Linked DNA regions of Mus musculus: regions 2, 3, 4 and 5 are each linked to region 1. The links are chromatin loops, found by intact Hi-C in ENCODE. Cell type or tissue: heart. All regions are shown on one strand. Each heading gives the region's core, and the rest is flanking DNA. Links, peaks and the distances in the headings are about the cores only.

The links. Hi-C counts contacts between places; a loop is a spot of excess contacts. Peaks named below come from ENCODE experiments on the same cell type or tissue, not always from the same donor. Only the 100,000 strongest peaks of a DNase experiment are listed, where the experiment ranks them.
Region 2: a loop joins it to region 1, with 8 times the contacts of the local background. A loop is called at or near these places in 13 of 42 quality-filtered maps.
Region 3: it touches region 1 in a loop (3-fold over the local background); 4 of 42 quality-filtered maps call a loop at or near these places.
Region 4: a loop joins it to region 1, with 3 times the contacts of the local background. A loop is called at or near these places in 9 of 42 quality-filtered maps.
Region 5: it touches region 1 in a loop (2.8-fold over the local background); 11 of 42 quality-filtered maps call a loop at or near these places.

The regions. Positions count from the first base shown.
Region 1 is chr1:164,767,541-164,773,846 of GRCm38, forward strand. No RefSeq gene overlaps it. Among named protein-coding and RNA genes, the nearest start is that of Dpt, 26 kb to the right of the region's middle. In heart, for the core only: no CTCF peak of the experiment used is centred there; a DNase peak (open chromatin) is centred at 3,261.
Region 2 is chr1:164,896,500-164,902,805 of GRCm38, forward strand. It overlaps Gm32652 (a long non-coding RNA gene), which reads right to left and starts at 3,157. Exons shown (of 5, transcript XR_865700.2): 1 at 2,900-3,157. In heart, for the core only: a CTCF peak has its summit at 2,420; DNase peaks (open chromatin) are centred at 2,602, 3,132 and 3,892; H3K4me3 peaks cover 1,144 bases; H3K27ac peaks cover 3,189 bases.
Region 3 is chr1:164,363,413-164,369,718 of GRCm38, forward strand. All of the region lies in intron 9 of Nme7 (NME/NM23 family member 7), which reads left to right. Among named protein-coding and RNA genes, the nearest start is that of Gm39690, 52 kb to the right of the region's middle. In heart, for the core only: a CTCF peak has its summit at 3,500 (motif pointing right); a DNase peak (open chromatin) is centred at 3,479.
Region 4 is chr1:165,117,566-165,123,871 of GRCm38, forward strand. No RefSeq gene overlaps it. Among named protein-coding and RNA genes, the nearest start is that of 4930568G15Rik, 29 kb to the left of the region's middle. In heart, for the core only: CTCF peaks have their summits at 2,983 (motif pointing left) and 5,037; DNase peaks (open chromatin) are centred at 2,386 and 2,986; H3K4me3 peaks cover 737 bases; H3K27ac peaks cover 1,875 bases.
Region 5 is chr1:164,454,124-164,460,354 of GRCm38, forward strand. Atp1b1 (ATPase, Na+/K+ transporting, beta 1 polypeptide) reads right to left here and starts at 4,232. Exons shown (of 6, transcript NM_009721.6): 1 at 3,638-4,232. The coding sequence starts at 3,734. It overlaps Gm32391 (predicted gene, 32391), which reads left to right and starts at 4,400. Exons shown (of 4, transcript NR_168343.1): 1 at 4,400-5,617. In heart, for the core only: a CTCF peak has its summit at 1,607; DNase peaks (open chromatin) are centred at 798 and 3,898; H3K4me3 peaks cover 3,940 bases; H3K27ac peaks cover 3,820 bases.

The DNA of each region.
Region 1 (6,306 bases), core at 1,284-5,283:
ATTGTATCTTGTTAAAAACACAACCCTTTCCCAGCTCAGAGCTCAGGGTCCCTTGTGTCTCCAAGGCCAGCAGAAGATGCTTGCTATTTAGATCTATGGGATGCTGATGTCTAAAGTAGCAGACAGGGACTAAAGAAAGCATCCTAAGGAGCTGTTCTGAGGCGTTTCTTTGTTTTCAGGATGAATCTCATCCAATGGGAGTATCTGGAAAATAAAACATGTAATTAAAACAATTCAGACATCTGGACATTCAAACACATAGTGCTTCCAGACTTCTGTTATGCCCAATTTGTATCTTTAAGCATTTAAGAGATGTGTGTGTGTGTGTGTGTGTGTGTGTGTGTGTGTGTGTGTGTGTGGTCTTTACAGAAAAGAGATGTGTGATGTCATCTAGACCAAATATTTCTCAAATTATTAAAGGTAAAGTACTTGATTTTTAATCTTAAAAAAGCTACCAACTGATATTGTACATCCATAAAATGCAGCCAAGATTTTTATCAGGAAATGAACATGAAAAATACCAGGTTGTGGCTTTGCACCTAGCACCATAGGCTATTAATGTCCTCAGCTGGACCACTCCTCAGATATTAAACTAAGAAGGACAGATATAATATTTGATGTTCAAAAGGCAATGTGTAATCTAGGATCTAGGAAAATTCCGGGTGAAAACATGGGGTGGGGATGAGCATGGCTTTAGTGGACCATCTAATAAACAGAGTTGGGTGTTCATTGAAACCGCCACAGAATAACAGCCTAGCAAAACTAGCTGAGAAATTCAGCAAGGTTGCCAAATATACTATCAATAAGAAGTGATAACAAAAAAGCAATGCATTCATAACATGAAGAATTTCTAAAATTCCCAAGAACAGAAAACAGTGAATATACAGGGAGTGCATAGGATATTATGGGTTAGAGTTAGAACTCTGCTGTTATAAGGCACAGGAGAAGATTTGACGGTGAATGGAATTACTTACTATAAATTGGTTAGTTCTTCCTGAAGCTAATCATGTGTTTATTTTATTCCATGCAAATTTCAGCAGAAACTTTTGAGAAGCTTGGCAAGTTTGATTCCACAATGGACCTCACAGAGTTATGACTCACAAATAGTTAAGTCAATCACACATACACACACACTCACACACCACACTCACAGACTCATATACACACTCACACATATTCACATAAATGGGCATGCACACACGCACACTCACACACTCACATGAAGACAGATACATGCAGACACACACACACTCACACACCACACTCACAGACTCATATACACACTCACACATATTCACATAAATGGGCATGCGCGCGCGCGCACACACACACACACACGCACGCACACTCACACACTCACATGAAGACAGATACATGCAGACACACACACACACGCACACTCACACACTCACATGAAGACAGATACATGCACATGCACACACACACGCACACACACACACACACACACACGCACACTCACACACTCACATGCAGACACACAAAATGCAAAAGGAAAAGCTCCCTGTAGCAACCAGAAAGCGATAGGAATGAGTACAACAGCAGGTGCATCACATGTAGACCAGATTAAAATGAGTGTCTTGCAAGAAAAGTAAACAAGAAGAAGGAAACAGAGAAGCTGTTTAAGTGCTGGCTTTATGAACTCTGATTTATAATGAAAATAGACATTTTAAGCTGAATTATTATATTGAAAATAGATATTCTAGATTCTTATTTCATGCTATGTAGACTTTAGATAGTTTAAAGTTCTGATGTAAAAGTACAACTGCAAGCAAGTAAGAAGGAAATGTGGCCTTTGGAAGGAGAAGGATTTTTAAATAAGATGCTACAAGCACAAACTTAAGGATATGACTCTGTAAACCAATGGTTCTCAACCTTCCTAATGCTGTGACCCTTTAATACAGTTCCTCATGTTGTGGTGACTTCCAGCCATAACATTAGTTTTGTTGCTGCTTCATAACTGTAATTTGGCTTCTGTTATGAATCACAATGTATATATTTTTGGAGACAAAGATTTGCCATAGGGGTCACGACCCACAGGTTGAGAACTGCTGCCACAATTTCTATTTAGAATGGGCACGATAGTCTTAGCATATGTGTACTATACTCAGAGGAAATGATAAAAATAAAAAAGTTGAAAATCAATGGTGTTATAAAGAAATGCCCACAGATCATTGGGGGGAAAATAGGAAGATGTATAAAGGATATACAAAGATAATTCAGAAAGGAAGAAAACTGAAGAACTCGTTAGACTCAGCCCCATCAATAATTACAAGCACAGCAATTAAGCTGGCAGTGATACAGCATTTCATATACTTAACTGGCAAATTTTTAAAAAGTTACAGGGCTCCAAGTTATAAATAAGTTGAAGGAACAGGAGCCCACATTGTATTGCTAATAGGAATTGGCCCAGTGTTTCTGAAAAGAAGTCAGGCAGGGGTTAGCCTTAGTGTCTGGGCTGCCTACAGTAGAGTCTTTTTCCTGGGAGTTCTCATATAGGCCAGCAAGATTGCATGTAGAAAAAAAAGGGCAGCAACACTGTTTGCAAGCAAAAAGTTGTCATTAGCAGGTGAAAAGTTAAACTGCCAGGAAGAAGGTAGTGAGCACCCATCAGACACTGTGCTGGGCATGGACATAAGAGACACAGCATGGAAGCCAAAAGTGCAGATGTATGCAAACTACCACTGCTCATTCTTCACAGACACACACACACAAAGTGACAATAGTGAACATCTTTAGTGCACACCAAACCATAAAGAGTAGTAACGGAAGATGCCAGGCCAAGGGAAATTGTAAAACAAAGTAAGAAGAGGTAACAATGGGACCAAACATGAGAGAGTACCATGAGTCGACATAAGAGGATGATAAACCCAATCTTCTCCCAAACCCAAAATGCTCAAAACAAAAATCTAAGGCACACTCTATTGAACAGTCTAAGAAGGCACACTTGGTTTCTGCAGCTTTCTCCTAAGCATGTCGAAGTGCAGGAACCCTGCAGAATAGAAAATGCAAACTAAGGGCCTGCTGTTAAATTTATGGACTGTTTCTCCTGGCTCTTCCCCTTTAATCCTGTGGAACTCTTTTAAATTTTGCAGTGTTGATAACTAGCCAAGTGGGGAGTGGAGCGGATGGTTTCTCTTTCCCATGAAGCTAATGACAAGGGTTCCCTGGCCAAGGTAGCCTAGAAACGCCTGCGTGTGTTCCTGCCTGAGTCGTATTTTCCATGTTCTCGTCAACATGCTGGCAGTAGCAAATGTCTTCATGATGGCTGTTGGCCAGATAACTCGAAGCCAGCGCTTTGCTCTGGGAGAGCATCCAGAAGAGTCATTTGGATTCCACAGTTGAAGAGTCCCAAACTTTAAGGAGGACCCAGAGGCTGTACTGCTGCCTGTTGGAGCCATTGAGAGTTGAAGAGGGGGAGAAGCTGAGCCATCAGAGCTTCTGAGAGTGGCGTGCATCCCTTAACACCTGCCCTTACTCCGAGATGCTCAAATGTTTAGGAATGTTTCAACGGCAGGAGGTCCAGCATCACTCATGATAGAACATCAGAGGAGAGAGATTATGGATTTGTGTTTTAGACTTTGCACAACCTCCAAATTGGATATGAAGATGTGTTGGGTAGAGTTTTCCTCATGAGTGCTGTGTTTAGGAAAAGGCTACAGTGTACTCCCCTGTCAGTGTGGAAAAACACTGAAAATACCTACATCAAATGGTAAAACTGATCTGGAGGCCTTTCCCTGCATGCTTAGAATAGGAGATTACTCTTAGAGGTTCTTTAAACGAACCCCCTTTAAGATTCTATCATATGATAACCTGCTTATTGTTAAAAAACTCATGCCATAGTTTCAACAAAACTGCTCATATAGCTATTATCTTTCCCACTTAACAATACACAGTGTTAGAGAAAGAACCTGCCTTGCCCAATGGGTTTCTATTAGGACACAGCAGAGACAGATACAACTCAGAATCTCACACCATCCTGATGTTGGTGTTAAAAGTGTCTGCTATGGTAACAGATGTTGTTTATGAGACAGATGGAAAACTGAGTTATCCTCAGAACCAAAGCACCATGAATTGGCTCTAATTATGCAGATGTGATCTGAAAGCCAATCTCAGGGTTACCCAGAGCCCCGTGACCTTGAAAAAGTAAAGCGCATATTTTCTAAGTTCGCAAGTTTTAAGTCACTAAAACTAAAGAAAGTAAAACTGTACTCGGCAAATAGAAGATCCAGTCATTACAAATTTCCTTCCTTGTCCTGACACATGTAAAGGCACAGTGGGATTTTAGGGGAGAAGACTGGATATCAGAGACTCTAGGGGAGGGACAACTTTAAGACCAAGAAACCACAGAGTTTAAGTTAACTTGAATGAGTGCTAAGAGACTCTGAAAGGCAATGAAACCTATTTTTCCAATTTCACCTAAAGCCAGGCATTTCTCTCTGTTCATATAATGGCTATTTTCTGTGCCATTTCCCAGGTAGGGTTGACTGCCCCCGCATGGTATGAGTTTTAAGTCTTTCTTACCACCTCTAAGTCTAGTCAAAGATTCTACTGAGAAGGTATCTTCAGTCAGTCCCTGTGGTGTGGTGTTAAGTGATGGGTCCTGAGCCGTCTTTCTATGTCTTAGGTTTGTTCAGGTATAAGAGTATCACACTTTGGCTAATGTATAGTGAACAGATGTTTATTGCTCATGGTTCTGGAGACTGGAAAGGTGAAGACTTCAGAAGGCATACTTGCTGTATCATAAATAGTAGACAGTATCATGTACAAAGAGGAAGAAAGGAGGGAAGGAAGGAAGGGGAGGGGAGGGGAGATGAAGGGAGGGGAGGGGAGGGGAGATGAAGGGAGGGGAGGGGAGGCAAGGCAGAAGGAAAGGGAGTTCTTTTACCAACAACCCATTCTCTGGATGTGATGACTAACTTCTATGGCAATGACATTAATCCACTAGTGGGGACAGAGCCCTCCTGACCTAGTCACCTTTAAAGTTCTGCCCTTTTATACTGTTGAATCAGAGATTAATTTTCTAAAATGTGAATTTTGAACTTAACAAACCACATAGAGCCACATACTTTGCTCACATCAACACATGTGCAAATAGATATGTTTGCATGGCAAGGTTTTACATGAAGGCAGAAAGGAATACATGTTCATGATCAGAGACGCTCAGAAATGGTTTTCTTTCAGCACACTAAGGCCATATGTCCTGAAATGTTGGCTTTTCATTGAAGGCCTTGGTACTGATATCAGTGCTCTTGCCAGGCCTTTCTGTGTGGCTGTGGCCCTATGCTTCAATACTCAGAGCCTCAAATGAATCTTATCTAAAATTAGTATTACAAGGATTGATATTTGTAAAGTCATATACAATTTTAAGCCTATTTCTATAGCACATCTCTGTTGCACCACTTTGAAATTGCACATGTATCACTACCCTGCATTCTGCAGGAGAAAGCAGCTCTAAGAGGTCTGGGGAATTGCCCAGTATTCTGAATGAATCTATGGTGGAGCTGGGAACACAAAACAGATCTTTATTCTCATAGTAAAAATTGTTTTCCTCAACAGGAGAAGCTTCACTCTGCTCATCCTCTGGGCACCTCTGCTCCTGCTCTTGTCCTTGTTAAATATGCCCCCTTCTCATTTTCTCCCACAGTTATCCCGTCCCTTGGGATTCAGTTATTCGTGGGTGCGAGGGGGACCACAAACCTGGAAGGAAATGGGAGGAAGGGAAGGAAAGCAGGAGACCAAGCAAAGTTGTCAAGGTCTCTTTTAAGGAATTTTGGAGCTCTGTGGACAGGCGAGTGCACTGTTGCTGTAACTCTAATACTTCTTGCAATCCTGCTACTTGAGACTCGAGCTTATCTTTAGCATCAATGAGAGTGGAAACTGGCAGAGCCTGAGGCCATGGTGCAAGAGCGCAGATTGGCAGCAAGTAGGGAGGGGGATTGCAAGGAGGAGCTGAGGCACCGTGCAGCCGCTCTGGTTTACAGGGCCAGACTACCTCTTCCTCCACAGCGTCTGAGTCCCCAGAAAGTAAAGGGCCCTCAGCCAAAGATTTTTTTTAAAGACTGGATTGTACTCTACTCTCTACAGAAGCATTCAGTGTCCTCTTGACAATGGTGTGTCTCACCTGAAGTCCCAAATTTTGTGTGCTTCTATGAAGAATAAGTCCTAGGTACACCACAAATTAGCTGGTTGACCATGGACAAGTTACCCAAACCTCTATAGCACAATGTATGTATGTGTATCTAACAAATGGATGTGGAATAACACCTTCAGATGCTTGCTGTCAAA
Region 2 (6,306 bases), core at 843-4,842, 130 kb after region 1:
GTGAATTGTGCACTGAACTCTGACTTTTAGGCACTAAATATAGACAGCGCACATGCTGGACAAGCTAAATATAGTAGCAGTGTTGGCAAGAAGGGGTGAGGGAGACTCCCAGGACAGACTGGATGGAGGCTGAGCGGTAAACCCACAGCCACTCCCAGCTGTGGTTAATTTATCACCCCTGCTGGGAAGGGGTGCGCGTCAGTTTCATCCAGGCATGATTTGTTTGTCAGAGTGTTTGTTGGGAGCCATTTTTCTGTCTACAAACAAGCACGCAGCTCAGGATGCCTTTGTCTGCCTCCAGCAAGTTAGCCTTCTCCACTGGGCTACAGCTCAGTGCTGTCCCCATTGGGGGTGACTTTGGATCTCCTAGTGAGTTATTTCTAATTCCATCCCACACTGCCCCAGATCTTTCTTGTTTAGTTAGATAAGATGGCTCTAATTATTGAGGCTGAAGGTCAGAATGAGAATGGATCGCTAGGGCTGCCAAACTGTATGCCCCGAAGCGCACTTTCTGGTTCAAGAACACAACTCCTTCCCCCACCCTACCCCCTTGCCCCTCCCGCCGTCCACTCTGAAAAAAGCCACTTAGCTCTTTATCTTTGCCCAAGTTAGGGCCAACGGCTAGAGAAAGTGTCCTCTGCCCCCTGCCTCTCTCCCAGCAGCATGAGAAGACAGCATTAGGGCAGCATTAGAACTCTCTTGGAAGAAGGTTCCCTTTCAGAACGCAAAATGTCTGTCAGCCCTCTCTACCAGTACTGCCACCCCCAAGAAGCCACCGTGGACAGGGAAGGCCTGATAAGCATTCATTTACAATTTTCCCTTCATTAGCAAGAAGCCTGCTTCTCTCCTGGGGTGAGACAGAGATAGCTCATCTGCATTTTGATTGCTGTGTTAGGATAATGACAACCGAAAATAGGCTCTGAACTCCCTCTATGACCAGTTTCCATTAATTAGATTTAATTGTGTGACCCAAGCAGGGAAAAGAGATCTCCTTGCCTGTCCATGCATAAATCATATCTGATTTATCCCACTGTGTTTTCTTTTATGTCTCATCACACCTCCCAGTGCTGGAACCCAGGAGCCCGCCTGCCCTCCCCCACCCCTCCCCTCCAGCCTGCCCTCTCCCACCCCTCCCCTCCAGCCTTCCCAGTGGTGACTGAGATACTAGCCTGCCTTATCTCAAAACAAGGAAGTTTGCTCACAATGCTATCATGCCCATGAGTCTGTAAGTGACACTCTCGGTTGGCTATGGCTTGGTTTTTCTTAAAGCTAGGAGAAAACCCATCCCTAAGGGTCTTAATTGGTCTAATTCTCAGCAGTCATAACTATGGTCAAAGCAGAATGCAAAGTCACAATTTTCTGCCGATCCATGACAGAGACAGAAGATGTGAATATAAATACAAGATGGAGAGAATACATTGGCATGAGTACAGCTCAGTATCTTCATGATGGAGACTGAATATGTTAGATACGTTAGGATGACTCAGGGGTCTAAGGCAGTCAGGAATCAGAGGCAAGTCAGTGCATCTCTGAGTCCGAAGCCAGCATGAGTTCTAAGACAGCCAGAGCTACAGAGAAATCCTGTCTTTAAAAAAATAAAAATAAAATAATGACAAAACAAATGGTGTTTGTCTGTCTCTTTGTCTGGTACAGATTTGATTTTTACCTTGTGAAAATAAAAAAATGCAATCTCAAACATTGTGTTTTATTCCACTATAGAGTAGTGTGTGTGTGTGTGTGTGTGTGTGTGTGTGTGTGCAATCTCATAATTCTGCTTTGAATTTGAACTCATTTGGCCTCCTACTTATTCTCTAATTATTTAATGGGTTATGTAAAATCTCTGTCATGTAGTCATGTTGTATTTGTATGTGAGTCATGATTTTACCTTGTTGAAAATTGTGTTTCAGCATAGAATTTCCACTTACTATTGGCAGCTGCTATATGAGTAGCTATTTGCTATAGCGACTTCAGCTCCATTTTCTTAAAAGAAAGTGCCAGAAAAAGATAAAGGTCATTTGGCAGGCTAGGCAGTGGGTGGTAAATCAAGCCCCTTGCCCAATACCAAGGAGGCCAGGGCTATGAGAGAGAGAGAGAGAGAGAGAGAGAGAGAGAGAGAGAGAGAGAGAGAGAGAGAGAGAAAACGTAACTATATTGATTTGGATAAATACTGAGGTGTATGGATAGATAGCCTTTGCCCTACTGAGAACATCATCAGATTTGCGGAGAACAGATGAAATAATCCACACATTGATCCTCTCCAACAGAAAAGCAGAATCAGGGGAAGAGGTAATAGGTGTGCGAATTTACAGAAAAACGCAAGCAGTTCCCCCTCAAGGGCTTCAGGTGCCCTGTTCAACTGAAGCTTTATTATCCGGACTTGTCCTATTTCTTGTCGCTATACTCAAAACCCTAGAGGGCAGCAGCGCGCCCAGAAGGACCTAGCCCAGTTCCTCCTGCAGAATGAACTCAGCGAGTCCTCAATCATCTCGCATCCTGTACACCCGACTCATTGTCAAGCAAACCCCAATAAGGCAGTCGCCCACCTACCCCACCCCCCATTCCCATGCCTCGGCACTGCGGGATTAGGGCTCTGGGCTCCATCACTGTCCTGGTGGACGCCTGCAGCAGGCTCCCCCAGACTCTGCACTGCAGCATTGCAGCAGCGCCTGCAGCTCCTTGTGCTGGGTGGGAGCTCTGCACTGCGCCGCCGCCGCCGCCGCTGCCACCCCCGCAGCTCTGCGCAGCCTCTGAGCCGCAGTTTACATAAGCCTGGCACTCACAGCAGTGAGCTCACCTTCTCTGGGATCTGGATGCAAACTCCCTGAGAGACAGTAAAAGCCAAACCGCTACTAGATTGCTCCTCACCCCCCAACCCCCAGGAACTGTCAAATGGTCATACCCTTAGTGGCGAAACCGGAGCCGGGAAATGCCCCCAGATAGGACAGAAAACATCTCACCATGGACAGCGAACTCTTCTTCTTTTAAAACAAAAACAACAACAACAACAACAACAAACAAAAACAAAAAAAACAAAAAAACAGCCACACTTGGCAAGGTATGTGACTTTGACCTCTGGTAATACAGTTTCCTCTAACCGGCTGCGATGGGCAGGGTTAAAGCCAGCCAAGGGCGTCAAAGTCAGTTTGCCAAGAAAAATAAAGGGCGAACTGGTTTGTGCTGGATCCTCTTAATTGCTTCACTTCACTTACTGACTGACCTTGTAGGTAATTTTTCTATCCTTCTCTCCTGGCTTTTCTAGAATGTTCAGTGGAAACACGGAGAGTTTTCCTCTGGGGGCAATAGGCCAGTCCCAATTTCACGCTGACAAAAATAAGTGGCACTATGCATTTTCTCTCTTCTCCAGCCAGTCTCAGCTGCTTTCTTCCGCCCCTGAGAAACTTGGAGTCTCACTCCAAAAAGCTCGGGCCCTAAGATCCTCTGCCTCTCACCTCCATCCTTGCCCTTCAGAGCAAAAGATGTAAATCAAACCACAGATGTGTGACTCCTCCCCTCTACGGAGAAGGAAAGAACTCACTCTGATCAATACTATCATGCCTAGGCAGGGAGTAGCATAAAAATGCTGAGATTACTCTACGGTGAACATGCTTGCCACAAAGCTTGATGACCTGAGTTCTATTCCTGGGACCCACATAGAGAGAACTGACTCCCACAGTTTGTCCCCTGACTTCAACATCTGTACTGTCACACACACACACACACACACACACACACACACACACACAGAGAGAGAGAGAGAGAGAGAGAGAGAGACAACATAGGTAAATAAACCATTAACTGATTAAAACTTGTAATTGCCATAGGCCTCTGCTAAGAACTAGGACTGCTGTTTGCTATCACCGAGCTTTCTACGCCAGCAGGGTCAAATAGGGAGAACTTGGACCTGATACAGAAAATCAGGGCTGCCCAGTGTACCCTGGATTAAGGGGAGGACATGGAACCTTCAGCCTGGAATGTCATGGGCAGACTTAGACAAGCTGGTCACCCAAGTCAGGGATAGGATGCTAAAGGGATTTTTTTTTCTTTTCTTGGAAACCTGAGCTCTGGATTGAAAAAAGGTTTTCTTTTCTTTCCCAAAATATATGAGAGTATTTTCTCTCTGAGGAATTACAGCTAAGACAAAAGATAATGCCCAGCAAGCCTTTCAGAAACCTGACCAGCAGGACTTAAAGAGAGCAGTAAACAGGGCAGGATTCTAGAAGTAGGTGTCAAGACATCTAACGGACTAATAATGTTCAGGACATTTAATCTTCAGCTATGCCCTGCTTATGCCAGTTGGAGTGGCACAGGCATAAAAAAGAACGCCAAATCCAGGATGGCATCCCCACACATGCCCCTGGCTGCCGCTACCCCCACCTGGGACCTAGAATAGCAACAACCATCCTCTGTGTGGCATTTACTGGGCATCGTCAGATGCCGTCTCTTAGAAGTGCCAGATGCACCATCATGGAACGAGCCCTGGCCTACAGTCAGACACCTGAGTCCTATTTTCAGGCTGGTCCTTCTGTCTGGGGACCTTAGTCAAGCTCTTAACCTTCTCAAGTGATCTATAAATGTGAGGAATGTTTTCCATCCCTTCTTTGCTACTTATTGTAGCAAAGAAATAAAATTGACTTCCAATAATGTGCGGTGCCATAGACCATCACCAACAATCCCCAGGTTGTCTTTAAGCCCTTGTTTTCCTAGATATCCTGGATATCTTGGCTATTTTGTCCCTGTTTGGGAGTTATCGATCTACTGTAGATAAATCCTTGGCTGTTCTGAGCACTTTTCTTTTTGTATATCTTCTTAAATAAGAAATCTTATGGCCTGTTATTAAGTCTTTCCCTGCTCTTCTGTGCATTGAGTTCATACCTTACACAATGTTCAGCCAGACTGACAAGTACCATAATAAGAGGTGAGGTAGTGGCCATTCATAACCAGATGCCCTAAAGTTACATACAGCAGGGCACCTGTAGAGATCAGTTGGCCTTGGTAGACTTTTCAGGGCCTTGAATCTCTAAAACAATCAGCATTCAAAGGTTGAATATGGAATGTAAGGGATTTGTAGTCTGGCTCTTCAATTTAGGGTGTGAACTCTCTAAACAGGTTCATCAGCGTCAGAACAAGATTGGATGGGCTGTGTGGAACTAGACAGACTAAGTATTCTGTCTAGTTCAAGAGGCTGCTAGGATTAAATGAGATAGTGTCACAATTCAGGATTTATTGTAATTTGCTCAGCACAATCCAATTTACATGTGAAAGCTCAATGGAGAATAGAGAGACCGCTCAGTGGTTAAGAAAACTTGTACTTGCTACAGATGTGTAAGGACCAGAGTTCAAATCCTAGTGCCTATGCTAAAACTCAGACAGCTCAAACAAGCCTGCAACCCCAGCTTTGAAGGGAGTTGGAGCAGAGACAGGAGAATTCCTGGCTCCAGATGGCTTCCACTCTAGCTGGGAAAACCAGAGTTCTCCGTTTTCAAGAGAACTTACCTCAAAGATAGACAGAGGGTGATAGAGGAGGCTACCCGGTGCTGCCTTCTGACCTCCACAGGTGTTCTCACAGGCTTTCACACATGTACACACAAGCACATATAACTCACCCGCATATAAACATAAATGAATATTTTAAATGTCAAGGTACATAATTTTTGTGGTTATATATGTATGTGCATAACAAATTTATAATTACTGTATAAATTAGTGTCATTAATTATATTCAAATATTATGCAAATGCCACCACAATCTTTTCCCTTAACTTTTTCACTATCATCCCAAGCAGCAACTACCAACTCATTGCATTTAAACCACCTAGTCCCTCCTGCCTGTAAGCCCAGATCCTTCTAATCTACTTTCCATTTCTGTGAACTTGCTTATTCTAGCTTTCCCATAGCAACAGACTAATAAGATCTGTCACTTTCTGTCAGGATTATTATGCTTGGCATAATGTTCCCATTGTCTCTCCATTCTCCATTGGCTGCTGAGTATTTGAGTTGTTTTTACTTTGGGATTTTTATAAATAGACTATGGTGAACATTGGCGTGTGAGCATCAGCTTGGATGGTAATTCTGTGTTTGGCTCTTTATGAAACACCAAACTACTTCCCATGGGGGTTAAATAATTTTCATTCCCACCAGCAATGGGAGCTTCCATTTTCCGTACTCCCTTGCCAACCCCTATTCTTTTCTGCTTTTGCTTTGTATGGTGACAAACGGTATACAGATTTTAAAGGCACACTAATATGTGTAATCAAGTAGGCAAATATTATCAATCAATAGATGCATGCCAATTGAGAATCAACTATA
Region 3 (6,306 bases), core at 1,001-5,000, 400 kb before region 1:
GCTAAGTATCAAGACAGAGATGTAGACTTGGCAGTGGCTTAGAAATGAAGAATTTATAAGAGGCATTAAGGGCTTTGATCCATAGGGTTTGTTTGTTTGTTTGTTTTGTTTTGTTTTGTTTTTTGGAGTATGAAAGATGTGCAGATGTACAGGCTAGCAGGATGCAGAGCTGGCTCTCGGCTCACACAGAGTTACTTCCGGTGACTACTATCCTTTAGCATTTTGTATAAACATTAAGGCCTCCCATCGTTTCCCATGTCGTCTGTCAATGAGGAGGCTTGTCAGTCAGTAAGCCTGTTCTTTACATGTTCTGCTCCTTTCTCATAAGAACCTGTTGTAACTACACATCAGAATTTACGCACTTTCATCTTCCACAGGGCATGTACCATTCCTTCGTCTTCTGATAGCAGACAGTGCTTTCTTATTTTCCCATTTTACAATCATTTCTTAATAAACTAAATAATAAAATGTCATATGTGGCAGGTCCCTGGATCCCACCTCCCTAGGGCCTGCCCCAGCTCCTCGCTGGGAGAGGGAAGGGAGGAAGTAGGCTGCAGAACAGAGCACCATGTGGGAAGGAGGGAGGTCTGTGTTCCTCATTGTGCGGCTACACAGGCACTGGTGCTCAGGGCTAGGAGAAGATCGGAAACCAGGCAGTGCCCAGATAAACATGTCTGCTGCAAGGTCTTTGAGGTCAATTTTCCTTCAGTCTTGTGTCATGTGCACCTTAGGTGTCATCAGCTCTAAAATGGTTGAAGATATTCCCTCTACTAGATGATCAGCCCATTAACAGACTAGCCTGGGAAGCTAGCGAGGGAGATGGGACTCTTTTGTTGGAGACCTATGTAACCATTGGCGTTAATCCTCTTCTAGAAGGTTCTTCGTATACCTAGAACTGAAATGCTGAACAACTGACTAGTCAAGCACATATGTCAGATGGCTTCTCAGTGTCTGAGTGGTGACCCTTGAATCTTAAAACACAGTAAAATGTGAGAGAAGGGACTTACTGGAGTTTCTTTTACAAATGTTTACCAGAACAAAAATAATTGAGTGTCCTGGGGATCCAGCTCAGTCAGCAAAGTCTTTCTGTTTCTGAGGACCTGAGCTGGGACCCCCAGCACCCACATTAAAATACAAAACAACAACCAAAATTCAGAATGGCAGAGCGTTCATCTCTAACCCCAGTGTTGGGGTAAGGGACAGACAAAGACAGGAATTCCCCAAGTTTGCTGGCTAGTCTTAGCCAATTTGAGTTTCCAGATTCAATAAGAGACCCTGTCTCAAAAAATGAGATGAAAGGGCTAAGGAGATGGCTTAGTGGTTAGGGGCACTTGTCTTTACAGAGGCCCTGGGTTTGATTCCCAGCATCCACATGGTGGCTCACAACTGTCTGCAACTCTAGTTCTAAGGGATCCAGTGACCTCTTCTGCCCTTCACAGGCACCAGGTATGCATGTGGTACACAGATGTATGCACTTGCAGTCAAAATACTGAGTAGGACAAATTCCCAGGGGAAATGGCGGTATTGCCCACTGTGAAGTTTTCAGTTTAGTTTTTTTTCAAACCGAGTGTTCACAGAGACAGCTCAGACACCTCCAATGCATGTCTCAGCCCTACTCTAGAGCTACTGAACAAGCTCAGAAGATACTAACCTGGCTGAGAAGTCCAAGGTTAAGGCCTGTGAACAGGCATAGTCCACAAGCTCAAGTGCTTGTAGGGCTCATCAAAGTTGGAAGAGCACTGTCTATCAGTAGTGGCGTCATCGTCCTACCTCCAGCTCCAGGATTCTTCTTCTATGTTTGCTTGGTTTGTTTGTTTTAATTGATTTGTGTGTGTGTGTGTGTGTGTGTGAATCTTATCTCTCTGCCCCTTCTTATTCACTCTTCACCCTTGCAAGCCCCACCCCTAAAAGATAATAGAAACAAAACAACAATGACGACAAAATTAAAGTGTAGAAAACATCTCATCATCAAAGCTGTAGCATGTCCCACAGTATTTCCCTCTGTCCACACATCTTCACTTGGAAATGTTCGCTGCAATGAGTCATTGGTCTGGTCCGAGGCCTCTGGCTTCTGCCACACCATTGGTACTGGATCCGGGACTCGTCCCAGTTATCCTGTTGTTGCCCTCCTATGTCATGGCAAGTCTTCTGCTTTGGAATTGCAGGACTGGCCCTCTCGTGCTCTCCAACAGTTCACAGATGGTGTAGAATTTAGGGTGGGCCAACTCAGACCCCTGGATCTGGGCCTAGAAGTATATTAGAGAGCTGAGCAAGCTCTCCAGCACTGCCCCAGCTAGCCCACCCAATGCTGCCGCCAGCAGGGTTAAGGTCAGCTCTCCTGCTCTCCTGCTCTTTGTGAGGGACCACAAAAGAGCAGGAGAGCAGGATAAAAGTTTCACTCTGCCCAGTCAAGGTACCAGAACCACTCTCTCAGTTGATGCACTTGTGGCCCCTAGTGAATTGTTTCTTGATTGTCTTAGGGTTTTATTGCTGTGAAGAGACACCATGACCATGGCAACTCTTACAAATGAAAACTTTTCATTGGAGCTGGCTTGCGGTACAGAGGTTTAGTCTTTTATCATCATGGCGGGGAAACATGGTGGCACAGATATAGACATGGTGACAGAGAGGTAGTCAAGAGTTCTACATCTAGATCTGCAGTGCAGCAGGAAGAGACAGTGAGCCACTAGGCTGGCTTCAGCTTTTGAAACCTCAAAGCCCACCTCCCAGTGATACACTTCCTCCAACAAGGTCACACCTCCAATAATGCCCCTCCCTATGAGTCTGTGGGGGCCATTTTCCTTGAAACTACCACATTGATATTCAGAGGTTTGTGTAGTTCCTCCCATATTGACTTTTGGACTTGACTGTGACTTTCTTTAGCACTTACCTTCCTAAGGCACGCTGCAGTCACAGGCTTGCTGAGCACACGTGCATTGGACTTTGTCTTTGAGTGCTCTAGTTAGAAACCAGTGGTGTGACTAAGAAGCTCTGATGAACACTACCTGGAGTCTTGCCCTCAAGACAAGCTATAGCTTTCAGAAGTGTCAATCTAATTCTACGATTTGCTGACAAGCCCCAGAAATGCAGATCTCAAGCTGCTCATCCAAACAATGCCATGTATAACGAAAGTCTCGCCTCTAGCACCGGGAGCTGACTTCATTCACTGAGAATGACTCTGAGCCTGAGGTCTGTGGCTAGACCAGTCTCTGGAGCCAAGTGCCTATTGTAGGCTTCACTGATGGAGAGGTGAAGAACTCGGGGAACCTCCGGGTGTGAGTGGGGGTGTGTGTGTGCTTGTTATCTGCATCACAGTCCTCCACGATGATTAATGCCCAGGAGTTTGTGCAGCCCTCAGTCCTGTGGCTGCATTCCTCACATTATGATACTTGGGAGCAACCCCCTGCCTCACAGTCACCTCAGGGGCTACAAATTGGTAGACTCAGAAGGGTGGGGCAGTCAGTCCAACCCTGGGACTGAAAAGCTAACTGTGACCAGCAGAGGCCGCTGCTAAGCAACTAGCAAAGTGAAGGCCTTTGGGGATGTCAGACAGTCACCAGCACAGTTCAGCACAGAGCAGCAGAAAGCACAGGAAGACACTGTGCACTCCTTTCTGGTCTTTCCGTTGTACTTTTAGGAACATTTTACTTAATTTTACTATTTTAATATTTACTATATTTTATACCGTCTTCTATCCATCTTTTTTAGTCATCTCCATAATCTCCATGCCCTTGTCTAATTTTGTTTTTTCTTTATTGAGCAATCTTCTATCAGCCTTTTTTTTTTTTTTTTGTCTCCTTATCTACCTTTAGTAGTTTTTTGACTGTATCTTTCCGATTTTGTTATTGTTTTTGTTTTTTTGAGTCAGGGTTTCTCTGTGTAGTCCTGGCTGTTCTGGAACTCACTCTGTAGACCAGGCTAGCTTCGAACTCAGAAATCTGCCTGCCTCTGCCTCACAAGTGCTGGGATTAAAGGCGTGTGCCACCACTGCCCGGCTCTTTCCAATTTTTAAAAAGGCTTGTATATGTTTTTGGTTTATTCCCTTCTTATACTTATCTGTTAGTTATGCATTTTCCCATGAAATCTTTTTGTTTTCCTCTGCTCCAGTCTCTTGCCTTTTGCTCTTGCCTTCTTTACATTCTTCTCCATTCCTTTTCTTTAGCTTGTCTTTTCTTCTTGTTCTTTCCCGTCTTCATTTACCTTATGTATCAATAAAAAATAACAATGAGTAGGTGGTAAAGCATACAGGAGTGAGCCTTCCACAGCCAAGCAGTCACCTCCGAAGGGGGGAGGCTAACTGTTGGAGACCTGTAACAAGAGCTCCGGCTTGGGATGTCGCTGGTAGTTAGCTCCAAAACTATTTATTAAACTTCACATGGATGCCATACCCTGTACCATAGGTTTATTTTTATTAACAACTCATATATGGAAATTAAGTAAAGCATAAAATGTATGGTGCACACACACACAAGTATGCTTGTGAATGGGTTGAACATTTTAGAAGAACATGGGAGAAATGAACACAGCAATGAATGCCTTTATTAAGAACTGAAATTCTAAAGTAGGGGAAAATTTACTTTCATGATATACAACTTTATTTTCATTTTATGTGTTTCATCATTTTCAAATTAAAGAATAAAGAGTAGGAGAAATTAAGACAAAACTAATTGCACATTTATGATTTCCCTTGGTTGGGTAGGTTGAGTTGTGGACATAGAAAGGCTGTGACTTTTTTGTGGTTCTTTTTTGTGACTCTCAAGAATCTGAGGTCACAGGCCTGCACCAATCTATCCCATAAGACCTTGCTTTTCTGTTAAGTTTCCAGGTCACGCTCACACTACTGAAAGCTGGCACCATACTTTGAGGAGCCTCAGCATCAAAGCTGTCTCATTATCAGCATGCTGGGGACTAGGGGGAAAGTGGTCTGTACCAGTGAACATAATACACACTGCACAGGAGAGGGCAAGAATTTAATTTTAGAACACACTGCACAGGCGAGGGCAAGAATTATTTGATTTATAGCCAAGGATGTGTCTATTTTGAAGCCTGTTGTATACGTGGCAATGTAGTCTTCCTGAAGCTATGCCAGAGCCATTCGAACCAGCAGAAGAAGCAATGTTCTTGAAATATTGTGTCTAGATTTGCAGGTCTCCTTAGCTGTGACTTTGGGTAGCTAAAATAGACAAAACTGTGTAGTCCTTTAAAAAGTATAAGCAAAGCCAGATAGCCTTGAGAAGCTTCTAAAATGTGTTTCTTGAAAAGGTGACAAACAACAGAACTAATTTTAGATCAGGGAAAATATTTATTTTGTCCATATATGGACAAATGTTTACATGGCTTAGAGTTAGCTTTTCAGTCTTTTTGTGGTGTTTGGCTCTAAAAGAAACAAATTTCTACCGGTGTTTTTTTCACATATGTAGCATCCTTGTGATTGCACGCCATCTTTAACTGGGAGTTGCTCTTCTTCCAGTCCCAAAGGAGTTCACCTCTCAGATGAGGAGGAACCTCCCCTGCAGGGAGCTGGGGGTCCCTGTGGTGCAGAGCCTGCTTTGTAGGTTTCTGGTTTTCCCTGGTCTCGTACATTGTTTTCTATTCTTCTTAATCTTTTCAGTCTTAAGCCTGTTATCTTATTGCAACCAGGCTAGGCTAGCTATTCCTTATGTCCTTTGCTATGTTAAACCTATTCTGTCTTCACGGTAAGGATTCGTGTTTGATTGCTCTTCCCTGGGAGTCCTAGCTGCTGTCTGCCTGTTCTGTCCATGCTTTGTTGGTATGGAGTCTACCCTTACTGTTTTCTACGCCCACAGTTACAGTTGGATCGGTTTTAATGAGTGGGCACTACATTCTGGGTAGATCTGTAAAGCTCTTATTGGTTCCTCCTTCCATTGCCTTGCAGTGAGTTCTGAGTAATCCTTATTAGACAGTTGGTAAGGGAAATGCTCATTTTAGATCTAGATATGTGCTGTAAGTGGAGGGTCACTAATGATATTGGTTAAATCAGGTCTGTTTTGTAAACCTACTTGCTTAACAACTAAGTTGAATTTTATGGTTGGGTAATGGATCAATATGAGGCCCTAAGTGCCTTTCTTAGTTCTTAATTTAATAGTTAAACTGAACCTAAACTATTGTATGTTACTAAATTAATGCAATTATACTAAATTTTTAAATTATTTTTGGAATAGTAGCATAAACCAGAACAAGCCAGCTGTATTTTAGATCCTAAGTGTTCTCTCACTACTCATATGTTAATGACATACTTCATGGTGACCTTGGAAGGTGAGACCTGGTAAGGGGTTTTAGATCATC
Region 4 (6,306 bases), core at 1,267-5,266, 350 kb after region 1:
CTTTTCTTTTCTTTAACTAGGTATTTTCTTCATTTACATTTCAAATGCTATCCCAAAAGTCCCCCATACCCTCCCCCTGCCACTCCCCTACCCACCCACTCCCACTTCTTGGCCCTGGCATTCCCCTGTACTGAGGCATTTAAAGTTTGCAAGACCAAGGGGTCTCTCTTCCCAGTGATGGCCAACTAGGCCATCTTCTGCTACATATGCAGCTAGAGACACGAGCTCCAGGGGTACTGGTTAGTTCATATTGTTGTTCCACCTATAGGGTTGCAGACCCCTTTAGCTCCGTGGGTACTTTCTCTAGCTCCTCCATTGGGGGACCCGTGTTCCATCCAATAGCTGACTGTGAGCATCCACTTCTGTGTTTGCCAGGCACCGGCATAGCCTCACAAGAGACAGCTATATCAGGGTCCCTGAAAGCAAATTTTTAAGTGTATTAAATTCCTTTTAATTCTGTGGTATTTCCTTTTCCACTTCAAAAGGAACATTTTTTTTTACAGGAAGACAAGTTATCCTATTTGTGAAGGTAAAAGAGGAAAGTCCTTTGGGATACATTTTTTCAGTGAATTGTTTCTTTGTTGATACACAGTCTTACCAGGCGGGCAGGCCTGGAACTTTCTGGGTTTATGAACATGGCCTCCAGCTTGTGATGCTCCTCCTGCTCTGTCTCCTGAGTGCTGCACACTGTGCCTAGTCTGGGTGCCTGAGGACACAGTCGTCTTCTGTCCCGGTCCTGGCTAGCTCCGGAGAGGAGAGTGCAATGGCTTTCCTCAAGGATCTCAGTGACATAAAACATCCTCACAGTTGTCTTGATATAAGACAGGAGCTCAGATTCACTGCTGTCTGGTGAGACAACCACATACAGTGTCAGACAGTGGCCCAGGGTCGCAACCCCTCATCTCACGACAACCTTGGAATATGAGTATCATTGAACAAACAAGAAGGCGAAAACTCAGCCAACTTCAAAACCGTGCCAGTTTGCCCACTCAACATGGCAGGGCTGGCTTCAAATTTGGTCTCTTCATCTCCCAAGATGATGGTGACATTCCTCTCCCACACTGGATTACCATGAGGTCAAGCAGGAGGGAAAATCTGATATGGAAGAAGAGCTTAACGATTACAATTGGCCACTTGGGGCTGGCTGCTTAGAGCTCATGACTAAAGCCTACAGCCAGGACTTGTCCTCAAAACTACTCTTTGGCCACTTTAATGATGTCCTTGGAATTTGAAGAGCATTTGTTCCTTAATTAGAATTTAATCAGGAATAAATCCACTTTTCTACAGATACACTGAGTTTGATATACAGAAGGGAGAAGCAAAACTTTAGGAGACAGGAGGCAGTGGGGGCACGAGTCGGCCAATTAACCACCTAGGAAACCATTAAGTCAGGCTTTCACCTTGACTTATCTTGCCAAGGCTTTGTCTTTCTTGACAAGTGTACACCCAGCGCCTAATTGGATTAAATTGCAACAATGTAAGCCATCCAAGAAACTCGCAGCCTTCCTAACCAGAAAGCCTTCCTGCTGCTCCCGGGCAGTGTGTCTTTCTTGACTTCTTGAAGTCTCTCACGCCACCCCACCCTCACCCTAAGCATCATGGAAGAAGCAGCGGGCGCTTCCTGCGATGTCTGCACCAGAGAGAGGAGTCTGAGATAGATTTGCATGGGCTGGGGGCTGTGCTGACCCAGAACGAGAAGCTAAATTCTCTCATCCCAACAGCCTGGATGCGGAGAAGGTAAGGGAGACGGGAGGACTCAGAACACAGATACTGTCACCCCACTTCACAAGGACACCCCGAAAGCTGTCCACACAGAGCCATACAGAGGGAAAAACGGGGCTCCAGCACTTTCCTGCCCTTAGGAGAGGGAGAATGGGAGAGAGAAGAAGCATCTGCCAGCAGCTGCCCTGCTTCCTGTCCATGGCAAAAGGCCTTTTGTGTTGGTTCCTTGGAGCCTCTGAATCCTGTGACTAAGCCAGCCATCAAGCAAGCTGAAGCACTGGTCTTCAGCAAGAACACTTCTGTGAGGTGACAGCTTTAACCGGCATGGCCTGGCTTCTTAAAAGACTTTGACACCAGGGTTTTGGTTTGTGTTTGTTTTTTAATCTTGCTGGAATAGCAGCTTATACAGGGAGGAAGCAGGGATGGTGGGGGCGGGGCGAGGGGGGGAGGTAAGGATGATATGGGATGGGAATGAATAGGGTGGAGCTCCCAACTTCTAAGGACTTGGTGGTCTGTGCCGCTTTGTCTCTGGACGCCGACCCCAGATTTCCAGAGCCTTAGCAGACTTGTACTTCCTGTGTCCCAATCCTTTCTTCTCCCTCTGGGAGGCAGCCGTGCAACAGGGCTATTATGTATGGCGTTTGCATCCGTTCAACCCACCACCTCCCCAAGGAGCAGAGGGGCCCCAGAACCTCTCATCCTGGATTAGAATACTGCTCCACCCCCTCGTCCTGACACCTGCCTGGGATTCACTTAGTCTCGGCAAGAACTCCCAAATTCCAAATTCCAAAGCCGAGTCTTCATGTTCTTCCCTGCCAAGAAGGCAGAGAGGGGCTCTGAAAGCCACACCCTGGGCTTCTGGCATGTCTTTCCTATACTGAATTGTCAGCAGTAAAGCACCTGGTCCATTACTGAATTAACAGTCTCCCCAAAGATGCTTCATACAGAAGTGGTGGTTTGCTTTGGGGATCTGTTTATTGGTTTTTTGGTTTTTTTTTTGTTTGTTTGTTTGTTTGTTTTGTTTTTAACCTAACCTAAACCAGAACACAGTTCTCATCCAGGCTGTACCAGTTAACTCCACAACCTTAAAGCTGCGAGCCTTATATGGATGGTGATTTCTCTAAAAAGGAAAATTATGCTGCATCACTTTTCTTTCTATCTTTTTTTTTTTTTTTTTTTTTTTTTTTTTTTTTAAGTTCTGCAGCAGGAGGCCTTTACGCAATGCGGGATGTTGGCGAGCCGGGCTTTTGCTGCCCCCTCGTGGCGGCGAGTGTGTATCGGTTTAGAGGCTGCAACTGCGGTAGCTTAGCGGGCAATGCGGTGGGCATAGATGATTTTGTGCAGAGTTCTGAGGAACATGGTTGGCTCTGGTTCAAGGGTGAGAATTACACATTTACAGCTGGGTCTAATGCCTTCCCAGCTACCCATCACCAGGGCAGGCCAGGTTCAGCAGATCTTAGAGGATCCTACCTAGATCACGTAAACCTAGTACCCGCTTCCTCACAGGGCGCCCTCCCTGACCACTACGTCGGGGAGGAAGAGGCACGGAACAGATAGTGTGCTTTTTCTCAGGCCCTACAGTCTCCCGCGGAAAGCAAACGGCTCCAAAACCTAAGCTGTAGAGGGAGAGAAAGAGGTCTCCACTCGAGCCCTGACATGCACACCGCGAAGACTCCGTGCCCGACTTTTCCCCGTCGAGGGCCTGGAGAGAACCCCCTCAACCACCTAAAAGCAAACACGAATAAGAAATTGGTGATGGTGATGACGATGACGATGACGATGATGATGATTTCGCTGAAAATTAGTCCGAGGATTACTGGCTGTCCTCTGTGACACAGAGCCCCAGCTTAGGGACATTCGCACAAGACCTCCCCCAGACTTTTAATAACCAAGCTATGAACTTCCATTCCTCAGAAGGATAGGGGGCAGGACGTTGGATCAATTTGGTTTACCACGAACCGGGAGTTAATGAATAAACCGATTCCCTTTTTTGAGAAAGTAATTTTTGGCCCGGACTGCTCTTGGAACTTCCCTGTGGCCTGTGCTTCTGTTAATGTGTAAGAAGATACTGAGTTGGGCTTCTCATATTCGCTGTGGTATATGCTGTTACAGTTTAATAAAGTACCATGTGGTAGAATTTCATTCAAAAATTTTTTCCACAGATTTATCCCAGGGAATCTAAGAGTCAAGTCCTGGAGAAAGTCTTGTTTAGGTTGACCACACACAGAGAGGGGATGTGAGGTGTCCACTTAAATGGCACCCAAAAATATCAAAGCTTAGTGTCTGGAGGAGATAGATGTGGATGGTGGGATGGCTCAGTGGGTAAATGCAAGTCTGATGATCTGAGTTCAATTCCCAGAACCCTCCTAAAAATGGGAGGAAGGAACTGACTTCACAGATTTGTAGATGGTGGTAGATGTTCTACTGAGTACAACCACAGAAGAAACATGTCTGCAAGCAACACTCAGCCCTGGACCAGCACAGAGAAAAGGGAGGACCCACGTTGACTGGAACCCTGGAAATTGTGTCACAGGAGAGACTCTGAGGACGCTGAATGCCCTGGCTTCATTTCTGGTGCTGTGACAAAAGCAGACTGACAGAGAGCAGTTCAGCTGGGAAAGGGTTTCTTTCTGTTCAAACTCCCAGTCACATCACAGTCACAACCAACAACTGAGAAAAAGAAATGTGTGCATGATCCCTCGCTAGGCGCAGCATGATTTAGCCACTCTTCGGTCAAGGTTGGCTTGGGTATGTGTATTTGGCAGGAGAGTATGTTCCCTGGAGAACAAAGGCTCCCGGAGGCCACTGTACCCCGGGTAGCTGGAGTTGCAGGCAGGTGTGAGCCAACCTGGTATGGATGCTGGGATCTAAACTCCACTCCTTTGTTGTTAACCACTGGGCAATCTTCCCAGCCCCAAGAGCTCCACTCGGAAACAGTTTAGGGCTCCTGCCTAAGACATGGTGCCGCCCACAGTGAGCTGAGAGTTCCACATCAATTAAGTTACATAAGACAGGTCCCTCACAGATACACCACTGGCCAAGCCATGGTAAATAACCTCCCGTTGACATACTCTTCCCAGTTGATTATAGGTTGTCGAAATGGCAGAGCTAACTACGACACCCAGCAAAGAAGAATGAAGACTCGTGGGAAACTGAAGACATGTGCTCACCATGTAGAAGGTTATCGTGCAATAATTGCTTTGGCTTTGCTTGAGACAGGGTAACCCAAGCTAACTTTGAACTCACTAGGTAGCCAAAGGTAACCTTGAACTTCTGATCCTCCTCCCTCCACAAACATGTGCCCCTACTGAAGGGTTTCTGTAATGGCTGGAGAGAGAAGCCAGGGTGCGCTAGGCAAGCACCCTACCAACTGAGCTATGTCCCCAGCCCTGGATAGGAATAACTCTGAAGCAATTAGAAGAAAAACTCAAGATAAAACAAACTTACCTAATTTTATTTAGCTAAGGAAGGCTTCGTGAGAGCGGCTGTACTGACTATCAGAAGTCTAGAGCGCTCTGCTGCCACAGTCTTGGCAGCTGGCCTCGACAGGCAGGGCACAGACACAAGACAGAAAAAAACACATTTGACTGATTAAAGTGGAAAAAGCCAACTTAGAAGTGGGGGGGGGCTTTTTTTAGCCTTTTTATTTATTGGTGTGTGTGTATGTACGTGTATATAATGTGTTATTTGTGACGTGTGTATGATATGTGGGGGGGTGATGTGTGTCTGTGTGATGTGTGTGTAATGTGTGTGATGAGTGTGATATGTGTAGGGGTGATGTGTGTGTGTGGTATGCTATATGTGGTATGTGTATAATTTGTTTGTGTGATTGTGTGTGTGTGTGTGTGTGTGTGTGTGTGTGTGATGTACCACAGTGAGTATGAGAATCAGAGGGCTAATCTGTGAAGTCAGTTCCTTCCTCCCATTTTTGGGAGGGCTCTGGGAATTGAGCTCTTCAGACTTGCATTTACCCACTGAGCCATCCCACCATCCACAAGCGACTTAAAGTCTTACTTATTCCTATTCACAGGAGGCTTCAGTTTGCTTCTGTAGGAACTGAGAAGCCTGGAGTCAGCCAACCTACTGAACCCCAGGTTTCACTTTTGCGCGGGTATGTATTACCATAGTCAACTAGTAGTATTCCCAAAGGGAATGATAGCCAGGTATGATGCCACTGACCATTTAAGATTACATTAAAGGTAACTCAAGCCTGCCCTTCTCGCAGACATGGGAATTAAAGGTACGAAATGGTTGAGATGATCTTCAAATTATCCATCACCCTAGCCTCACGAATATCTTTCTCTTTGTTATCCAGCTGCAAGCCCAGAAATTGCCCCACAGACATCCCATACTGCCTCTGGACTCAATTACTAAGTTCTTCCCTTGGCTCAGGTCCTCATTTGCCTCCATAGATCCAGCCTGGGAGCAGATAAGCCTGGCAGGTATCTATCCTGGGACTCTAAGAGTGTTACATCTTAAACTGACCACCCCCCCCATGCTAATAGAAAACCCCACCCATAGAAAACCCACATCAAATTAAGCAACTGATTCCTAAGCCCAACACCCAGCATTTGACATTTCTCC
Region 5 (6,231 bases), core at 1-4,000, 310 kb before region 1:
GACTGCTTGTGTAAGCTACATTTTTCTTTTCTTCACAGAAGAAGAAACAAGAAGAAGTTAACAGAAGGCAGGCTGAAATAGCTACAAATAAACTTTAAAAATAAAAAAGCAAGCAAGCAAGCAAGCAAGCAAAAAACACCCTGAACCACCGTGAAGCCGGTAGACTGGAATAAGGCTATCAGTTACTGGTATACAAGGATTAGCTCCCTGATTAGCAGCCTAGTAACAGGCTGTACTAGGCACTAGGCATTGCCTGGCTGTCCTGAGCCAGTCAAACAACACATCTAGAAGGGAAAAGTGGAAGCAATAGATCTGTAAGGTTATCAGAAACATGATTGCGGGGGGGGGGGGGGGGGGGGGGCGCACAGGTTCCTCCTAAAGGGTTTCTGAAAAAACGCTACAGGGTGAAGGGACTATTGAAAAGGCGTATGTGTACATGCTGGTAGGGGGCCAGGAGTGGAGTGGGCACACAAGCTGTGGAAATGAGCCACACAGCCTTCTCCATACATGGAAAAACACCAACTTTCCCCTCAGGAATCCATACTTCAAGACAGCAGTGTTCTGGAGCTATTGAAACGAACCAGAACACACATAAAATCCCACACAAAACGCTGAACCTCATCCCTTGTCTCCCCTACATAAAGATGAAAGCAAAGATGAGAAGAGAGGAGGCTGCATCTTCTAGAACCACAGCCCCCATTCTGTCCCTTCCTCCTGGCAGGGCAAGGGTTAAGTGCTGCGTTTGGTATCCAGGCAGCGGTAGGCTAATGGCAAGCCTGTGACGTCAAGGGATCTGGAAAATTTTTTCCGGCGAAGAGGTACAGAGTTGGTATAACCCAGTCGGTGAGCGAGAGAGCCCCTGGAGAGCCTGGCTTCTCGGCTGCTGTCCTGTCCTGTTGCCCTTCCAGTGCCACCCTGGGTGCTCTCAGCCACATTTGCCTCAACAACTACAACCCTTCTGCTCATATCCTGGACTCCTAAGAAGGCACAGGACTGAGGCTACTGTTTAAAAGACAAATTGATGGAAAAATTAGTCATTTTACAAGCGCAATGATTAAGCTCAAGAACATATACACCCTTTCCACTCTGAGCACAGAATACCAAAGCTGGGTGAGGGATTGTGTTGCTGCCGCACAGGACTTGGTAAACCTGTCACTGCAGTAAAGTCATTTGGTTAGACAGAGCGCAGCACGCATATCTAGTGAGCTCGGGCAATGTTCTCCCCAAGACCAAGGCTACCAGTGGCACGGAGAAACACATACAAAGACTAGGTTAGTGCCACCAACCAGCTGGGTGACATGATGTTGGAGGCTGGGTTATCGGCTTTGAAGGCATTTTGTATTCTTTAAAACAAATTTTCTTTTCCTTCTATAATTAAAGAACAAGGAGCACGAGGAATTTTGCCTATATATATATATATATATATAAATGGAATATAAGGCGAAATAAATATATATATATATATTCTTTAAGATGCCAAAAATAGGGTTTTAAAAAGTGACCTGGAAAACCAATGGCAAATATAAAAACCTACCAACACATGGATAAACTTAATGAAAAGGTAGAAAGCACAAAGTGATTTTTGTAAGTTGTGATCTCTCCAGCAGGTGACAGGCTCGAGCCTCCTGCCGTCCATCTTGGTGAAAAATCTACCTATAAGCAAAACGGAGCCAAGGGCATCGTGCCCTGGTCCCAAGGGCATCCATGTTGGGCCCAGAGCTGGAAAGGGGGCATCTCTCTCTCTATGACATAGGAACTTCTCTGTCATTTCTTACATTGTGAAAGGGGCACAGATAGGATTGCACAAAACACAAACTGGGTTTCGAGCTCAGCACCCACAAAATGGAAGATGAGTTGCGGCAGCTGCTTCCTAAGTCCGTGGGTATCACTACCTTGCTGGATGTGACCCTCAAGACCACACAGGCTCATTCTCTCTCCCTGTCTGATACAGAAGGGCTGTCCCATTAAATGTCGCTTTAAAGAACAAGCTGTTCCATACTGCCTTCCTTACCCTCTAAAGCAAATATTATTCAAAGAAGGAGTGTGAGATTGGAATGAGGAAAAGAAAGATGTTTTAAGAAGTGGAAAAACACTAGAGGGCAAATTTCACAAGGTCCCTGGCGTCAGTGCCACCCCCTTGGTCCTGTGATGCTGCTGCAGGGGCCAGACCACCAGGGAAAGCAGCCCTAGCCAACGTGGGAGGAGGGGCCAATTCCGCAGTGCACCTCCTAGGCCTCCTAGCTGAGTTACAAAGAGTTGCTAGGAAATAGCCCAGGCTGGTCATCCTTTACAAACCTCACATCTCTTCAGGTCTCTCCTTCCACGTTACAGAAACACGGGTATGCTACGGGCATACTCCCATGGAAGGACAGTCTCCACAAATAAAATGGAATATAAGGCGAAATAAAAAGCCATCCATTTAAGACTCCATTTTCCCATGGCTCAGGGATGCCTATGCTCCCTGGTAATACCGTGGAATGAATGAGGCGTCACCTTCATAACCTTGAAGAATGATGCATTATTAACCCTTTATTTTTGAGAGGCTCCCTAACTGCATTTTTTTTTTCTTTAGGAGGAAAAAAAATCATACATCCCAGCTTCTTCCTTTTCAAAATGTCAGCCAAGCGCTCTTTTCCCTGACTCATTCTCCAGTCTATTTCCATAGACCCTCCCCACACAGGAACGCAGCATCGCATCGTTAGTTTTCAGGGTTCCCTTAGTTCCTGCAATGCTGCTGCTATAGGGGTGGGAGGGGGAAGGAGGCGAGAGAGAAGGTAGAGGAGCTGGTGGTGATGGTGATACTGGAGAAGGAGGGGGGCAGTGATGCAGCAGAGGGGAGTTCCCTCCCTCCCTTCCGCAGTCACGACTCATGGATTTGTCTACAACTATGCCCTTCAAAATGACCTTAAAAAAAAAAACCTAGTACCTTTCCAGTGTAAGGAGGTAAAAAACAAACACGGTATGTAATTTTCAATGGGGTATGAGGGGGAGTCCAGCCAAGGAAGCAACAGGCTGCATGAAATGCTCTAATATAACCTGTTTCTTCGTTTGTATCATGAAGAGCTTAAAAACACCATGTCTAGCCAAGGCTTAAAAAACGAGCCATGAATGGAGCTCACTGGGCCATTTCTGGGCTGTGATGACTGCAATGTGTGAGGACTGCAGTGTGGATGCATTTCTTCTCCCCGTTCCTATCCATTCTAGATACATTTCTAGACTGGAAGAATGATGCTATCTATCGCAGCATCGTCTGCATTAGAACAGGTACGCTCGTGAGTTCTGCTCACGGCCCCAAATCTCGTTTTTCTAAGGTCTTGGGAGATGGAAAGGGAGGGTACATACATAGGCTCCTGGAACCTGACCGAATTTCCCAGGAGGAAAGGCTTAGGAAACGAAGATCCCTACCATACCCAAAACCCTAGCTCCAGCTCCCCACCCGAGGCGCATCCTGGGGACCCCCCACATTTGTCACTGGATGCCAAGCCCAGGGCCGCACGCTCCTAGCAGCTCCTACCACCCACTCCCTAACACCCTGGTCAGCCCCGCGGGCGCCGAACTGTCCGCAGTGCTCGCGTACAGACGCGCCTCCTAAGAAAAGCCAAGGCGCCGACGGCAGAGCCGCGGAGCGCGTACTTACACCAACTACCACCGGTCCTGCCCAAAAACTCCTTCTTCTCCGAGTTCCAGATGAATTTCTTCCAGCTGCCTTCCTCCTTGGCTTTTCCGCGGGCCATGGTGTCTGCTCAGCAGTGGCGGCCGAGGCCGAGGGAGGGCGAGTGCGGCGCGCGCCCTGGGCGTCCTCGCGGCGGCTGCTCGGTGTCCCCGCGGCCCGGCTCTGTCTCCGAAAGCGAGACGCGCCGCTGCCGCTGCGGCTCTCCGAGTGCGAGGCGCGCCGCGGAGCAGCCTAGGCAGAGCGGGAGGAGGGGGAGGTGCGGCGGGGGCGGAGGGAGGAGGGACGAGGGAGGAGGGCGCGCGCGGGCTGGGCGGCTCCGAGCCCCGCACCTAGAGGTGGGCGCGCGGCCGCTCTCGGGCTTTCCCCGCACTCCGATCGCCTTCCGGGGGGCTCAGCGAACCCCGCAGCTGCTGCTTCAAGCTGTAGCTGCACCACTCTGCTTGCTGTGACCTCTGGCGAGATGGACCAGGGACAAGGAGGGAAAGTCACCGGGAAGGGCGAGCGGAGTGGAGCGCGGGCTCGGCACACGGGCGCGCAGGCCAGGAGCCGAGAAATTGGCTGAGGGCGCACGCCCTACCTTTACTATATACCGCGCCTCCACCATCCGTAGCTCCGCCTACCGGCGGCACGGCAAGCCAATCGCCAGCGCCGAGAAGGCGGGGCCTGAGCCCCCGAAGGGGCGGGCGCGGGGCCCCGCACAAAGGAGCCGGCAAAGCTAAAGGGGCTGGCACCGCAGCAGGGGTGCGGAGAGGGACTGGGGGCGGGTGAGTACTGCTCCCGCAGCTCTGCTGGCCCTCTCTCTGCCCCGAGCTGTGCCTGGACAATCCTCCTCGTCCTCCCGGCCCCCGCTCGCCAATGCTGTGGCCTGCACCTGCATCGCTCTCTGGGAACCTCGGAGACCTCAACTCCTTCGTACTGGTCTTACCCCTTCGTACTGGTCGGGGTTTACTGCAGGTCCACCTCCCCTAGGCCATGGCCAGGTGGGGGAAGGTCACTCCAGGACGCTAGTGACTCTGCCCAGCTCTGCTCCGCCTCTCTGCTTATGCACCTGCCGCCCCCTCGCACTCTCTGCCACTGCGGTTGCAGTTCCGGCCCGTCCCTCTTCTGCAGGCCAGCCCAGCGGGCAGCCTCGGTTCCTGACTCCTGGTCTGTGCTTGTGGGCGGCCTGAACCACCTCAATCCGGACAATTGCCAAACCCACCCTGGGCTGTAGCTGGGAACCGGTTGTGGCTCCTGCCAGTCTAGACCCCGGGGAACAATTTATGCACGTGACCCAGCCACCTAAGACTCTCCTGGCCCAGGTCTGTGGCTGGTATTCCCATTGGCTTACTGTTCTGTCTCACTGGGGGCACCCCTACCCTATACTGTAGAATTCTTGGAATGACAGAGCACTTGGGAAGACCCAGCTCACATGTCAAGATGTCGCAGAGCACTGTGTTGGACATGACCATTCTTTCCATCCTTGTTGGCTGAAAATCCGCCCTTATTTTCATCCACCGAGCCCCTGAACAGCTTTCCACACAGCTCTTATGGTGATGACACAGCAGAAAACATGGCGAGGCTTCTGCAGTGGCTGCAGAAAAGCCTGTCCCTGGAGCGACCTGGCCGGTCGCGCAAAGAGCTAGCTTCTTATCAAAGACCTTCCCAACACAGAGATGGGTTCCCAAGACACCCTGCCATTTTCAAGGTCAATCTTGCAGGCCCAAGGACAAAACCGAAGGGATGCAAAAATGAGCTTTTTCTCATTAATCCCACTTGCAAGACTGAAGAAAACCTTAAAATACCCAAAATTCAGGGGAGACATAGCAACTGAGTCTCATGGAGTCCACAGGGGCTGCCGACCCACTGTGTCAAGGACAACTGTGAGAGCAGCTTGTTGAGAAAGAAGTCACTCTGCTTTGCCCCTGCAGCGTTTATTTTGGAAAAAACCCAAGTTTGTGGTTGGTAAGCTATTAGAAGAGACTGTACCTGTAGATTTGATGCCACTGTCTCTAGGCAGAACTTACATTGTGGAGGGGATTCCGCAGACCAGACCACTGGGAGGTGTGTGTGTGTGTGTGTGTGTGTGTGTGTGTGTGTGTGTGTGTACCTCATATATATATGAGGGAGGAAACCCCGTGGGCAGAATCAGGAAAAAAAAAACCATAAGGAATAAGTAGGGTGTAAGTAGCTTCAAAAGGGATGAGACTTGGCTGGAGTTTGATGGTTTCTGCCTATAATCCCAGACTGGAGATAGGCAGGAGGATTACACATCTGAGGAAGAAAGAAAAGTGAGTAAGAGGACTCTTAAGACTGATGCGGTGACCATTCCTCATAGCCAGTGTACCTCAAACCCCCAGAACAGTTTGCAAACAGTTCATCGTGGCAGGTTTTAAATCAGAACTTTCTTTACTATTGAGAAAGAAAGAAAGAAAGAAAGAAAGAAAGAAAGAAAGAAAGAAAGAAAGAAAGAAAGAAAGAGAGAAAGAAAGAAAGAAGAGGAAAAGAAAAAGGAAAGGAAAGAAAAGAAAAGAAAAGAAAAGAAAAGAAAAGTGCTGCCCCTTAGCTGTCGACTTGTA